Linked DNA regions of Homo sapiens: region 1 is linked to region 2. Evidence: read pairs that join two places in POLR2A ChIA-PET (ENCODE). Cell type or tissue: OCI-LY7. All regions are shown on one strand. Links, peaks and the distances in the headings refer to the core of each region. The heading gives the core; the rest is flanking DNA.

Region 1 (7,072 bases), core at 1,092-6,091, 95 kb after region 2:
CATGTAGATAATAGCTCCAGCCTTGGCTAATATATCCCTCCCTAATAAGGGTGTGGGACTTTCAGGCATAACAAGAAAGTCATGTGAAAAGAGCAAAGTCTCCCAATTACAACTGAGGAGGTGGAAGAAATACCTGGTTACAGGCTGTCCCAGGATTCCTTGGATGGTAATGGACCTTGAGGACAGTCGTCCAGGACAGGAGATTAACACTGAGAAGGTCGCACCAGTATCCGGGAGGAAGTCAATTTCCTGACCCTCAATGGTTAAACATACCCAGGGCTCAATGAGGTTGATGACATGAGCTGGCGCTTGCCCCAGGCACCCTCAGTCCTGTTGTTGGATCATTTGGTTGGGGGCTTCTGACTCAGAGAATCTTTGTCCTCTGGGGCAGTGCACCTTCCAGCGATTGCCTGGGCATAGTGGACATGGACGAGGGGGCAGCTTGTTTCTCATTGGACAATCTTTTTCAAAGTGTCCTTGCAAACCACACTGGTAACAGGCCCTACAGGGTGATTGGCCTGCTCCATTTTCTGTCCTCTCTGAACTACCAAGGTTTGTCTGTCTGAGGGCCATGACTAAGGCTGTGGCCTTTCCCTGATCTTGCTTTTCCTTTTGGGCCTGTTCCTCTTTGTCCCTATTATAGAACACTGAGGTTGCCAGGTTTAATAATGCCTCCAAATTTTGCTCAGGGCCCAGGGCTTGCTTTTGGAGCTTTCTCCTCATATCTGTGGCTGATTGGGTAATAAACTTATCTTTTAGAATCAATTGACCCTCGAGTGATTCAAGTGACAGGGAGTATATTTCCTTAAGGCCTCCCGTAGCTGCTCGAGGAAGGCAGAAGGATTTTCTTCCTTTCCCTGAGTTATGGTGGACATCATTGAATAATTCATGGGCCTTTTTCCTAATTCTCCTTAGTCCTTCTAGAACACAGGTCAACAGATGTTTATGACTCCAGTCCCCATGATCTGAGTCAAGGCCCCAGTGGGAATACATACGGGGGACGGCTTGCTGACCGGTAGGGAATTTATCCCTCTCTTTGGCTATCATTCTATCATTTACTTGACTAAGATACCAGGTATCTCCAAACTCTCGGGCTGCAGCTAAAGCCACATTCTTTTCATTAAAGGCCAGGGTTTGATCTAATAGTAGCATGACATCTCTCCAAGCAAGGTTGAAGGTTTGCCCTAGACCCTGTAGGACATCTATGTACCTATCAGGATCTTCTGAAAACTTCCCAAGGTCTGCCTTGATCTGCTTTAAATCATAGAGGGAGAAGGGGACATGTACCTAGGTTGGGCCAAATTCCCCTCCCCCTACAGCTTGAAGGGGACATAACCAATAGCCTAGGGGTTTTTGTGGTCCTTTGGAGATTTCTTTGCTTATTTCCTTCTTGGTAGGGGAGATTAGAGGAGGATTATCATTAATGGGAAGGGGAGCTATAGGGAGGCTAGGATATGGGGGTAAGCTGAGAGGTCCTCCTGTGGGATGTAAATTGCAGGCTTTGCATAGTTGTGTATTCTCCTTCAGTGAAAAGAAAGCTTGGACATAGGCATTTCACTCCATTTGCCTTCCCTTTTAGAGAAAAGGTCAAGCTGCAGGATAGTATTGTAATTTATACTTCCCTCAGGTGGCCATTTTTCCCCATCAGAGAGAGAATATTGGGGCCAGGCCATAGTGCAGAAAAAATTAGCCACCTCTTTTTCAGGGTTTGTGGGTCAAATTGGTCCCAATGATTTAGGATGCATTTCAAGGGTGAGCCTGTTGATACCTGAGTGTTTCTCATCTGAAAGACAAAACTGCCCATGGTTTTGTTTTGTTTTGTTTTGTTTTGTTCTGTTCTGTTCTGTTTCTCCCCCTGCCCAAGAACCCGCAATGGTCTTTGGACCCTGCTGACTGGAATAGTTGCGCTCACCAATGCAGCAGCAAAAACAACCCCTGCCCAAGAACCCACAACAGTCCCTGGACCCTGCTGATCAGAATAGTTGTGCTCACCAACGCAGCAGCAGAAACACTAGTTTTCCTCCCAGACCACAAGGAGGACTGAGAAAGGTCGGATTTAGTGGCCCTTACTGATGCATTCTCAAAAACCTGTACCCTTGCCTGTCCTCCTAGACCACAAGGAGGACTGAGAAAAATCGGATTTAATGGCCCTGACTGATGCATTCTTCAAAACTTTTTAGAGTCCTAAGCATTCTCATGTTAGTATTGGGACCTTACCCATGTCCTATAGAGATGTCATGCCCCAAAAATGAAGTGGAGGCCCATACCCTGAGGGAGGGAAGGGATCTCCAGAGTTGGAAGAGTGACACCTTTTGTCCTCACTTATATGAATAGGAAGGATACAATTTCTGAGGCTTCCCATATCCTAGCTTCAGGAATAGCTTTTGTTAGGCCTGCTAGTCTGAGGAGGGATCCTAAAATTCCAGGTAGTCCCCCCATGATGGGGCTTTGGGCAAAAATTATGTCTTTCTGATTGGTGACCCCAGGTGCTGAAAGAAGGTAACAGAGTCCTGGAGTTTATACTAGAAATCATTCTTATAAGAGAAACTAGAAAAGCACCAGAGACAGGGAGTGACTTTTAGAAGCGGGACTAGCTTCGGAGAAGAGAGGCAAGAGGAAGTTTGTCTAGCAGGCATTAGGACCCAGGAGGCAAGGGTCAGGGTAGATAGAATAGATGGGCGAGTCTCGCTTGGGTGACATGACTTGAGAGTTCCGCTCATGGCTACAGGGTCAACCAGCTTGCTGTTGGGACCCCAGAGCTGAATGGCTTTCCTCTCTGTCAACCCTCAGCTCAGCCCAGAAGTACAGGAAAAGTGGAAGCTGGTTCCAGGCAAACCAATGCTCCCAACTCCGAAGAGTCAGGGGTTGTTAGAGAGCCCTTTCCCAGAAAGCCTGACACCCGTGTCTTTAGTCCGGCAGCCGCGCTAGTCGCTATTAACTAGCCAACAGGTGCCCGTTATTTAGCCCCCAAATTCTAAGGAATAATAGGACAGAATAGCAAGTGAAAGGGGTTCAATAGTACTCACCGCTTGGCGATAGGCAGTGGTCTCACTGCTTGGTGATAGTCTTACTGCTTGGTGATAGGCGATAGTCCCTTCGTGGTCACCAAAATGTGTCCGGAATTACTGGGTTCTTGGTCTCGCTGACTTCAAGAATGAAGCCGTGGACCCTCGCAGTGAGTGTTACAGTTCTTAAAGATGGTGTGTCCAGAGTTTGTTCCTTCATATGTTCAGATGTGTCCAGAGTTTCTTCCTTCTGGTGGGTTCGTGGTCTCGCTGACTTCAGGAATTAAGCTGCAGACCTTTGCGGTGAGTGTTACAGCTCTTAAAGGCGGTGCGTTTGGGGTTGTTTGTTCCTTCCGGTGAGTTTGTGGTCTTGCTGGCCTCAGGAGTGAAGCTGCAGACCTTCGTGGTGAGTGTTATAGCTCATAAAGGTGGTGCAGAGCCAAAGAGTGAGCAGCAGCAAGATTTATTGTGAAGAGTGAAAGAACAAAGCTTCCACAACATGGAAGGGGACCCAAGCGGCTTGCCGCTGCTGGCTTGGGTAGCCTGCTTTTTATTCCCTTATCTGGTCCCACCCACATCCTACTGATTGGTTCATTTTACAGAGAGCTGACTGGTCCATTTTACAGAGAGCTGATTGGTCTGTTTTACAGAGAGCTGATTGGTCCGTTTTGACAGAAGGCTGATTGCTGCATTTACAAACCTTTAGCTAGACACAAAAGTTCTCCAAGTCCCCTACCCAATTAGCTAGACGCAGAGTGCTGAGTGGTGCATTTACAAACCTTTAGCTAGACACAGTGCTGATTGGTGTGTTTTTACAAACCTTTAGCTAGACAGAAAAGTTCTCCAGGTCCCCACCCAACCCAGAAGCCCAGCCGGGTTCACCTCTCAGTGGCACTTCCCATGGGACTTTGCGGCACCTAGCCCAGGCATTCCGGCAGCCCAGAGGGAGCTCGTCCCAGATGAAGCCCAGTAGGTGCCGGCCACTAGGAGTGCAGGGCCCGCCAAGCCCATGCCCACCCAGAACCTGCGCCTGCAGCCCTGGCTCCCACCCACGCCTCTCCCTGAAATCTCCCCAGGAGCAGAGGGAGCCAGCTCTGGCTTTGGCCAGACTCCAAGGGGGGCCCTCACAGTGCAGCGGTGGGCTGATGGGCTCCTCAAGCGTGGCCAGAGCGGACGCCGAGGCCAAGGAGGTGCCAAGAGTGAGCAAGGGCTGCCAGCACGTTGTCACCTCTCAGTGCAATCTCAGCTCACTGCAGCTTCTGACTCACTGCAGCTTCTGACTCACTGCAGCCTCTGCCTCCCAGGTTCAAGCAATCCTTCCACATCAGCTTCCCGAGTAGCTGGGACTACAGATATGCACCACCAGGCCTGGCTAATTTTTGTATATTTTTGTAGAGACAGGGTTTCGCCATGTTGCCCAGGCTGGTCTCGAACTCCTGGGCTCAAGTGATCTACCTGCCTCAGCCTTCCAGGATTACAGACATGAGACACTGCACCCAGCTGAATTTTAACTCTTGTTATGGCTGAATAATATTCCATTATATGGACATACTACTTTTATTTATCCACTTATCAGTTAATGGGCATTTGGGTTATTTCTACATTTTGGCTATTGTGAATAATACTGCTAAGAATATGACAATATTCTTAGTATTATGACAGAATATGACAATATTCTTAGTATTTTTGAGTTTGAGTTCCTATTTTCAATTCTTTTGGGTAAACACCTAGGAGCGGAATTGCTAACTCTTGTGTGTAATTCTTTGTTTAACTTTTTGAGGAACCACCAAACTGTTTTCCACAGCAGCTGCACCATTTTACATTCTCATCAGCAATGTACAAGAGTTGCAGTTTTCTCCATCCTTGCCAACACTTATTTTCTGGTTTAAAAAATGTTTTAGTCTGGGCACAATGGCTCATGGCTTATGCCTGTAATCCCAGAGCTTTGGGAGGCTGAGGCAGGTGGATCACTTGAACCTAGGAGTTCAAGACCAGCCCGGGCAATATGGAGAAACCCCATCTGTACAAAAAATCCAAAATATCTAGGCATCGCAGTGCATACCTGTAGTTCCAGATACCTGGGTGTCTGAGATGGCAGGATCACCCTCCTGAGCCCAGGAGGTCAAGGCTGCAGTGAGCTGTGATCATGGCACTGCACTCCAGCCTGGGCAACAGAGCAAGACCCTGTCTCAAAAAAAAATGTTTTTGACTGGGCATGGTAGTTCATGCCTATAATCCCAGCACTTTGGGAGGCAGAGGCAGGTGGATCATGAGGTCAGGAGACCGAAACCATCTTGGCTAACACCCTGTCTCTACTAAAAATTCAAAAAATTAGCTGGGCATGGTGACACATGCCTGTAGTCCCAACTACTCGGGAGACTGAGGCAGGAGAATCTCTAGAACCCGGGAGGCAGAGGTTGCAGTGAACTGAGATCACGCCACTGCACTCCAGCCTGGGCGATAGAGCAAGATTCTGTCTCAAAAAAAATAAAATAAAATAAAACCATCATCAAAAACAAAAACACAAAAAACAACAGCAGAAAATTATAACCATCCTAATAGGTATAAAATGATATCTTGTGATTTTGATTTGCATCTCCCTTGTGATGAATGATGAGCATATTTTTATGTGTTTATTGGCCATTAGAATATCTTATTTGAAGAACTATTCATATCCCTTGCCTATTTTTTATTTGGCTTGCTTGTCTTTTTTCTTGTTGAATTATAAGGGTTCTTCATGTATTATAGATACTAGACTTAGCAGATACATGATTTGCCAATAATTTCTCCTATTCCGTAGGTTGTCTTTTCACTTTCTTGATAGGGTCTTTAGATGCACAAAAGTTTTTATTTTGATGAAGCTCAATTTATCTACTTTTTCTTCCTTCCTTTTTTTTTTTTTTATTTTGAGACGAAGTTTTGCTCTATCACCCAGGCTGGAGTGCAGCGGCACAAGCTTGGCTCACTGCAACCTCCGCCTCCCAAGTTCAAGCAATTCTCCTGCCTCAGCCTCCTGAGTAGCTGGGATACAAGCGTGCACCACCACTCCTGGCTAATTTTTGTATTTTTAGTAGAGACGGGGTTTCACCGTGTTGGCCAGGCTGGTCTAGAACACCTGACCTCAAGTGATCGCCCTAAGTTGGCCTCCTAAATTGCTGGGATTACAGGCATGAGCCACCATTCCCAGACAATTTTATCTATTTTTTCTTTTGTTGCTTGAGGTTTTTATGTCAAACTAAAAAACTGTTGCCAGATCCAAGGTCATGTAGCTTTATCTCTATGTTTTAGAGGTGGGGGTTCACTTTCTTGCCCAGCCAGAGTGAAGTGGCTATTCACAGGTGTGATCAAAGCTAACTGCTCAAATCCTGGCCTCAAAGGATCCTCCCGCCTCAGCCTCCCAAGTAACTGGGACTACAGGCACTGCTGCCTGACTCTACTTTATATTTTTTAGTTATTTTCTTAGTGATTACCCTGAGGATTACAGTTAACATTATAATTTATAACAATCAAGTTTGAATTTATACCAGGTTAGTTTAAATAGCATACAGAACTTTGCTCTTACATAGCTCCATCCCTCCTTTATGTTGCTATTGCTGCAAACTACATCTTCATGCATCGTGTGCTGATTAACATATATTTATAACTATTGTTTATGCACTTGTCTTTTAAATCATATAAAAAACAAGGAGTTATAAAGCAAAAATATAGTAATACTGTTTTTTGTAGTTATAATACCTTTACCTATGTAGTTGTAATACCTTTACTGAAGTTCTTTCTTCACATGGCCGCAAGTTACTGTATATTGCCTTTCATGTCAGCCTGAAGGACTCCTTTTAGCATTTCCTGTAGGGCTGGTCTACTAGTGACAAATTTCTCCAGTTTTTGTTAATCTGGGAGTGTCTTAATTTCTACTTCATTACTGAATATAGTTTTGCCAGATAAAATTTTTTGGCCAGGCTTGCTGGCTCATGCTTGTAATCCCAGCACTTTGGGAGGCTGAGGGGGGAGGATTGTTTTGAGCTCAGGAGTTCAAGACCAACCTGGGCAACATGACAAAATCCCAACTC
Region 2 (7,072 bases), core at 855-5,854:
TGCCCACAATGACGGCCGTCTCAACAGTGATCGCCGTGGGCCCGTCATTGGTGACCAGAGGACCCCACCCCTCAACTTTTATCTCCCCTCACTTGGCAAAACAACACGGTGCCTGGCACGTGGTAGACATTCATTGAAAAAGTTTTTGAGTGAATGAAGAAAAGAAACATTGTGTAACATTGTGTGACTTTTTATAATGGACACTTTTCTACTAGAGAACCTTAAGCTTCTTTCTCTCATTTGGTACATAAACACAAAATATCTCCTAATAGGGCAGGGCACAGTGACTCACACCTGTAATCCCAGCTGACTCATGCCTATAATCTCTGCACTTTGGGAGGCCAAGGCAAGTGGGTCGCTTGAGCTCATGAATTCAAGACCAGCCTGGGCAACATGGCGAAACCCCGTCTCCACAAAAAAAATACAAAAATTAGCCAGGCATGGTGGCAAGCTCCTGCAGTCCCAGCTACTTGGGAGGCTGAGTTGGGAGGATGGCTTGAGCCCCGGAGATGGAGGTTGTGGTGAGCCAAGATCATGACACTGCATTCCAGCCTGCATGACAGAGTGAAACCTTGTCTAAATAAATAAATATATCCTAATAAATACAAAGTGGTCCACTTACTCGTTTTCAAATCTTGGACTTTCGCAGAAGTGATCTTCTAAGAGACTCTGACCCGTCCCCTGATAACTGATGTTATATATAAGCAGGCAGATACGGTTTTAAAACAAAGTGAAAAAAGTATTTTCTTCCCACTCAAAGAGAAAAATGTATTCGACCTTAATTCTCTGAGCTCTGGTTCATAAAGTCAAATGAGCTTCTAGTTATCTAGCCAGGAAAGGAAAGTGGGGCCGAGAAGCAGGCCGCTCATTTATAGGAAAGTTCAGCTTGAGCTACCCGCAAACAGCCCAAGCCTGCTCTCAGGGCCCTGCGGCTGATGCCTCAGAGGTCCTGCCAGCTCCAGGGCTGAGGAGCTGTTAGTAGGTGGTTATGGAAGGTTATAGTACCATTAACAAGTTGAAGGGGGAAAGAGGCACGTCATGAATTGGCTCTGACCCAGTGTCCCAGTGACTTCCATCCACTCTTCTTTCCTTGTCACAGCCTTGCCTGCTTCTCTGTCCTCCAGGGCTGTGTAGTCATCTAAAGCCATTAGTAGGGCACCTGCCACACCCAGATTGCTGCTGGTGTTGTCAGAAAGAAACCCCATCAGCTCTGCCCATGTGTTTGTTCCCTGTCTGCGCTTGGAGGGCTTGGGATTCATTCCCTTACACAAAGGTCCCAGTCTGGCTTAAGGAACTGGGGCTTGGTACTGATACAGGAGTGCTGGTAAGAGAAGAATGTGGCATGGAAGTAGGGAAAGGAAGTGCTGGGTAAAGGAGGGCGTGGTCCCTGGCTAGGGCTCCACACCCACGGACCTAGGTGAGGACAGGCATTTCCTGCCCAAATGTTGCATTTCCCAAGACCACCTTGGCCTGCCACGCCCGCATCCTGGGCCTATAAAAACCCTCAAGACCGTAACAGGCCGACATTGCAGGCTCAGCAAGTGGAGACGGGCGCATCACCGGAGGAACCGAGGCGGCTGGAACACGCAGGCGGCTGGATGTTGACGGGAATGGACCCACAGGTACTAGGAGACAGGACCGGCAGAAGCGGAAGGATGAGAAGTTTGGCTGGGGCAGTCAGAGGAGAAAGCCCAGGCCTTTGAGCGGCCTGACTCCATGGGAAGATCTCTCCACTCTACTCCCTTCTGACTTACCCCGAGTTACTTCCACTCGAAACCTTGCACTCGTTCTCCAAGCCCGGGTGTGATCCCATTTTTCAGTACACCAACGGTAGGACCTGGGCTACAGAAAGCGCTCTTTGTAACAACGTAGAGGATATAATTGAATTGGTTAGCACAAACTGCCTCTAGACAGCAAAACTAAAAGAGCACTGCGTAACACACGCCCGCTGGGGCTTCAGGAGCGGTAAACATTCACCCCAGACACCGCTGTGAGGTTGGAGCCCCCCCCCCACCCGCCAGCCTGCCCCTCTGTATGCTTTCCTTAGAGGTCTGAGTAGCGGGGCACTGGAGAAGGGACCACTCCCCTGTCACCCGGCTTGCGAGGGGGACAAGGGAACTTTTCCCATTTCTGTTGTAGATGTTTGTCGTGGAGTCATTATTAGTGTTCTTTGTTCTTAAGAGAACTCTGCTTCCCACTGGGCAGAAAACACGTGGGTTAGATCCTGTTGCCCCGGCTCCAAACACCACCTGGCACCTAGGCAAGTTCCTCTCCCTGTGCCTCACTTCAGACCATTCACATGGTGGATCTAGTCACAGCTTGTCTATCCCACGGTAGGAGAGAGATGGCAGCAGGCAGCCTAGCAAGCCTTCACTTGAGGGTGAAAAGTGTTGGCAGTGGTCCTAGTGGTCGTCTTCAGCGCTCTGCCCAGCCAAGCAGTCAACACACACCTCCCTAGCAGTCAGGAATTCCTTCTGGAAGGGCTCTGGGCTGTGGAAGACCAAGCAGGTTCACTGAGAAATTGCAGGGCTTCTTCAGAGGCAAATCCTAAGCTTTCAAGAATGGTAGCGCCTTTCTGGTTAGAGAAAGCTAGTTGTTGCCCAATGCCCGTTCTCCTATGTTTTGTTAGTGACAGACCCCAATATTTCAAGGGCGGCAATATGTCCAGAGAGAAAACTGCATTCCCCAGCTTCTCTTGCAGGTACATTTGGCCTTGTGCCTAATGAGATAGAAGTGCAAGTGTTGGGTAGGACTTCTGTAAAGGTTAATGAAAGATAGGTCATTGGGGCTACTCCTGCCTGCTTTCTGGAACTTCCTGGTACTCCAGCGGCCATCCTGGACCACGATGGTGGGGGCCACACAGTATAGCTAGCAGGGCAGGAAAAGAACACGTTCCTGGGTCTCAGGCAACAGCCGCTATTCCAGCCCTAGTAGCCTACCTGGATTTTTTTTTTTTTTTTTTTTTGAGACGGAGTCTCGCTCTGTCGCCCAGGCTGGAGTGCAGTGGCGCGATCTCGGCTCACTGCAAGCTCCGCCTCCCGGGTTCACGCCATTCTCCTGCCTCAGCCTCCCGCGTAGCTGGGACTACAGGCGCCCGCCACCACGCCCGGCTAATTTTTTTTGTGTTTTTTAGTAGAGACGGGGTTTCACTGTGTTAGCCAGGATGGTCTCGATCTCCTGACCTCGTGATCCGCCCGCCTCGGCCTCCCAAAGTGCTGGGATTACAGGCGTGAGCCACCGCGCCTGGCCGGATTTTTTTTTTTAATCAATAGACTTACTGTTTTTTTTAGCAGTTTTATGTTTACGAAATAAGGGAGCGAAAAGTACTGAGTGCTTTAATGCTGAGGACGCCTCCTTGCTAAGTCATGTTTGCCCGAAGCCTGCATTCCCAGTCTCAATGTGAGTGAGTCCCCAGCAGACTGGAACCAGCAAAAAGGCCCCCGGAGAGGTGGAAACGCTGCTGGTTCTCTCACTCTGACTGATGGAGTGCGCCTGCGGCAATGTTCCTCGAAGCCTGTTCTGGAGATGGTCTGCATCAAAACCTCCTGGAGTGGCTGCTTTAAAGCTCAGCTAGTGCTTTAGAATGTTGGGGTTGGAGCCCATGGATACAGACTGAGAATTTCTAGAAGCTGCCAGTGCTGAAAACGCCAAATAATTTTTTCTTCCAGACATTAATGAAAATGTAGAGGCAACCAGCTTCATGACTTGAGAGTCAAACCATCCAAATAATGCTTTGAGCATCGATGGCTCCCTAGCCCCCCAACTTCAGTGGTCCCTCTATCAGCTGAACACGTTTGGCCACACCTGGCTCATATGGCTAAAAAAGAACAACTATTTCCTGTCCCTTACAATTTCCGTTCCTCATCTTTTCATCCAGGGCAACTTCCTTCTCACTGACTTTTCTGAATATAACTCATATCTGCCCTACCTTCTGAGAGTCGCTTATCTAATAAGTTTGTTCTCGCTTTGTGAAGGACACCCCAATCCCTGCTAATACTGATGCCTAGAGTAAACCAAGAGGAGGGCATTTCAAAGGGCTTGTTTGTACATAATTATAGACTGGAGGCCGATGAAAGACTCAGTCAAATCCTTTTTAATCACTGTGATGACACAGAGAGAGAGATAGAAACAGAGAGAGGGGGAGGCTTTCATACAAACCAAAATGACACAGACAAAATATTCTTTCCCCCGATCTGCTCACAGGCCACCCTATATAGGGTTCAGTTCAATAACTGACAGGATGAGGAAGGGTGGAACGGGAATCTGTCAATATCAATGCAGTATATCGCATATATTGATATATTCATAGCCTTCTCCCAATATGGGTGGGAGGTGCCAGGAGATGAGGAAGGTAGGAGAGCCCACATGTGTACACACACACACACGTACACTCACTCAATTGTGCCTTTAGGGCTCCCACTTCTGTGGCATGCTGATGGCCTTAGTATTGGTGAGCTGTCTGTATTGCCCTTCAAGATGACTTTCAACTCTACAAGCAAAAATCTTTTCTCTTCTAAAATTCACAGGCTTCACTGCAGGCAGACGTGACTTAGCAAGGAGGAGTCCTCAGCACTAATTACAATCCATTTTTGTTTTCCGCTATGTTTATGGTACATTTTGTGTGCTTTTTCTTACCTGTTTTTTGCTATTTTTTTCCCAGTTATTACTAACACCATTGAAATTCTTCTTTTGTGAGACTAAATAGCCAAAAGAGGAAATTATACTTCACAAATAGAACTAAGGCATGTGATGTTCCTCTCAGGAAGAAAGACAGCTATATAAGAAATTTCCACCTAGTTTTCTTCTTAAAAAAAAAAACTGCTGCTATTTTTTCCCTCAGAGATTAATATTTGTAAAAGCTTTATATTGGAGGTTCTTTTAAAGAATGCATCATTCAGCTGGGCACGGTGGCTCACGCCTGTAATCCCAGCAATCTGGGAGGCCTAGGCGGGTGGATCACTTGAGGTCAGGAGTTCAAGACGAACCTGGCCAACCTGGTGAAACCCTGTCTCTTCTAAAAATACAAAACAAAACAAAACATTAGCTGGGCGTGGTGGCAGGCGCCTGTAATCCCAGCTACTCAGGAGGCTGAGGCAGGAGAATCCCTTGAACCAGGGAGGTGGAGGTTGCAATGAGTAGAGATTACACCACTGCACACTCCAGCCTGAGTGACACAGCGAGACTCCATCTCAAAAAAAAAAAAAAAAAAAAAAAAAAGATAAGCATAGTCTTAGGTCCATAATTATAAGTGTCTAGACTTTTGGAGAAAGCTTATGCAAACCAACCTCCTAAAGCTAAACCTTATCGACCACCCCTGCAGAAGTTTAGTGAATCAAAACCACTGTGATGATTATTCCCATATTCACTATGATTTGCCACCCTACGTTCTTTTAACATACATAGCGATAAATCCAATGGAAACTCCCAAATACTTCTATATTACAAAAGAAAGCCACACACAGCAGAACTTTTTTCTCAGTTTAAAACTTTTAAAAATTCAATTACATAGAGACAATTCATGAAAGAAAAAAACAGTTTATAATTTAAAAAATCAGTGTTAAGTGGCGTGAAAAATTAATATTGAATACAGAGTAACATCTGGACTAACACATGGAAGTTTCTCATTCAGAAAATGTTCCCCAAACAAGAAACAACCCAAGAGAAAGGTATAGCAAGTATCTCCACATGCCAGACACATCAATCATGTTGCTTCTGAAGAATTGCTCAGGTTTTATTCTCAATCTAATAATTCTTATTTTAAATACATCTTTTAAAAAGCCTTTAGGGGAAAAAAGGGGCTGTTTCTCAAGTCCATGTTTCATTTCAAACTGCTGATTAGAAGGATAAAGACAGGTTGAGTTAGCCATGCACCGACAGCAAGGCTGCTGGAATGCACTCCCCCTGGGCGCAGGCCTGTGGTCCACTTTTTGTGTCTGTCTGTAGTCAGATTGTCAGCCTCCTGTTTTACTGTTTCTGTGTTGTGATGATTAATTTTTTGTGTCAACTTGGCATTTGGTCAAATGCTAATCTAGAGGTGGCTGTGGAGGTATTTTTTTAGGTGTGATTAACATTTTAAGTCAGCAGACAGCCTGGCACAGTGGCTCATGCCTGTAATCCCAGCACTTTGGGAGACCAAGGCAGGAGGATCACTTGAGGTCAGGAGTTCGAGACCAGCTTAAACAACACGGCAAAACCCCATCTCTACAAAAAATACAAAAATTAGCTGGGTGTGGTGGGGCGCCCTGTAATAATCACTTGAGCTGGGAGGCGGAGGTTGCAGTGAGCTGAAATTCAGCCACTGCACTCCAACCTGGGTGACAGAGCAAGACTCTGTCTCAAAAACAACAGCAACAACATTTAAGTCAGCGGACTTTGAGTAAAGCAGATGACTTCAGTAATATGGGTGGGCCTCATCCAATCAGTTGAAGGCCTTAAGAGCAAAACTGAGGTTCCTGAAAGGAGAAGGAATTCTCTTCAAGACTGCAACATGGAAGGCTGGGTGGGGTGGCTCACACCTGTAATCACAGCACTTTGGGAGGCCGGGGAGGGAGGATTACTTGAGGTCAGTAGTTCAAGACCAGCCTGGCCAATGTGGTGAAACCTTATCTCTAATAAAAATACAAAAATTAGTTGGGTGTGGTGGTACATGCCTGTAATCCTAGCTACTCAGGAGGCTGAGGCAGGAGAATCTCTTAAACCTGGGAGGTGGAGGTAGCAGTGAGCAGAGATCATGCCACTGCACTCCAGCTTGGGTGACAGAGTGAGACTCCATCTCAAGAAAAAAAAGAAGAAAAAAAGACTGCAACATGGAAACATGTCTAAATTTTCAGCTTTCTATCTCAAGATTGCAGCATCATCAACTCTTACCTGAATCTCCATCTTTTTATCTCACTCTCAATATATCTATGGATTGAAAATAGATTGATAGATCTCTTATTGGTTCTGTCTCCTTGGAGAACCCTGACTGATATATATGTTTGCATCATATTTAAAAAGATCTTCACGGCCGGGCGCAGTGGCTCACACCTGTAATCCCAGCACTTTGGGAGGCCAAGGCAGGTGGATCATGAGG

Evidence for each region. ChIA-PET counts read pairs that join two places held together with the same protein. Peaks named below come from ENCODE experiments on the same cell type or tissue, not always from the same donor. Only the 100,000 strongest peaks of a DNase experiment are listed, where the experiment ranks them.
Region 1: POLR2A ChIA-PET joins it to region 2 with 9 read pairs; 3 of 35 experiments call an interaction of 5 or more read pairs at or near these places.

The regions. Positions count from the first base shown.
Region 1 is chr13:27,209,158-27,216,229 of GRCh38, reverse strand. It overlaps LOC124903137 (a long non-coding RNA gene), which reads right to left and starts at 3,530. Exons shown (of 2, transcript XR_007063732.1): 1 at 3,027-3,530. In OCI-LY7, for the core only: no CTCF peak of the experiment used is centred there; no DNase peak of the experiment used is centred there.
Region 2 is chr13:27,303,643-27,310,714 of GRCh38, reverse strand. No RefSeq gene overlaps it. Among named protein-coding and RNA genes, the nearest start is that of RASL11A, 36 kb to the right of the region's middle. In OCI-LY7, for the core only: no CTCF peak of the experiment used is centred there; DNase peaks (open chromatin) are centred at 3,854 and 4,454; H3K4me3 peaks cover 1,588 bases; H3K27ac peaks cover 3,373 bases.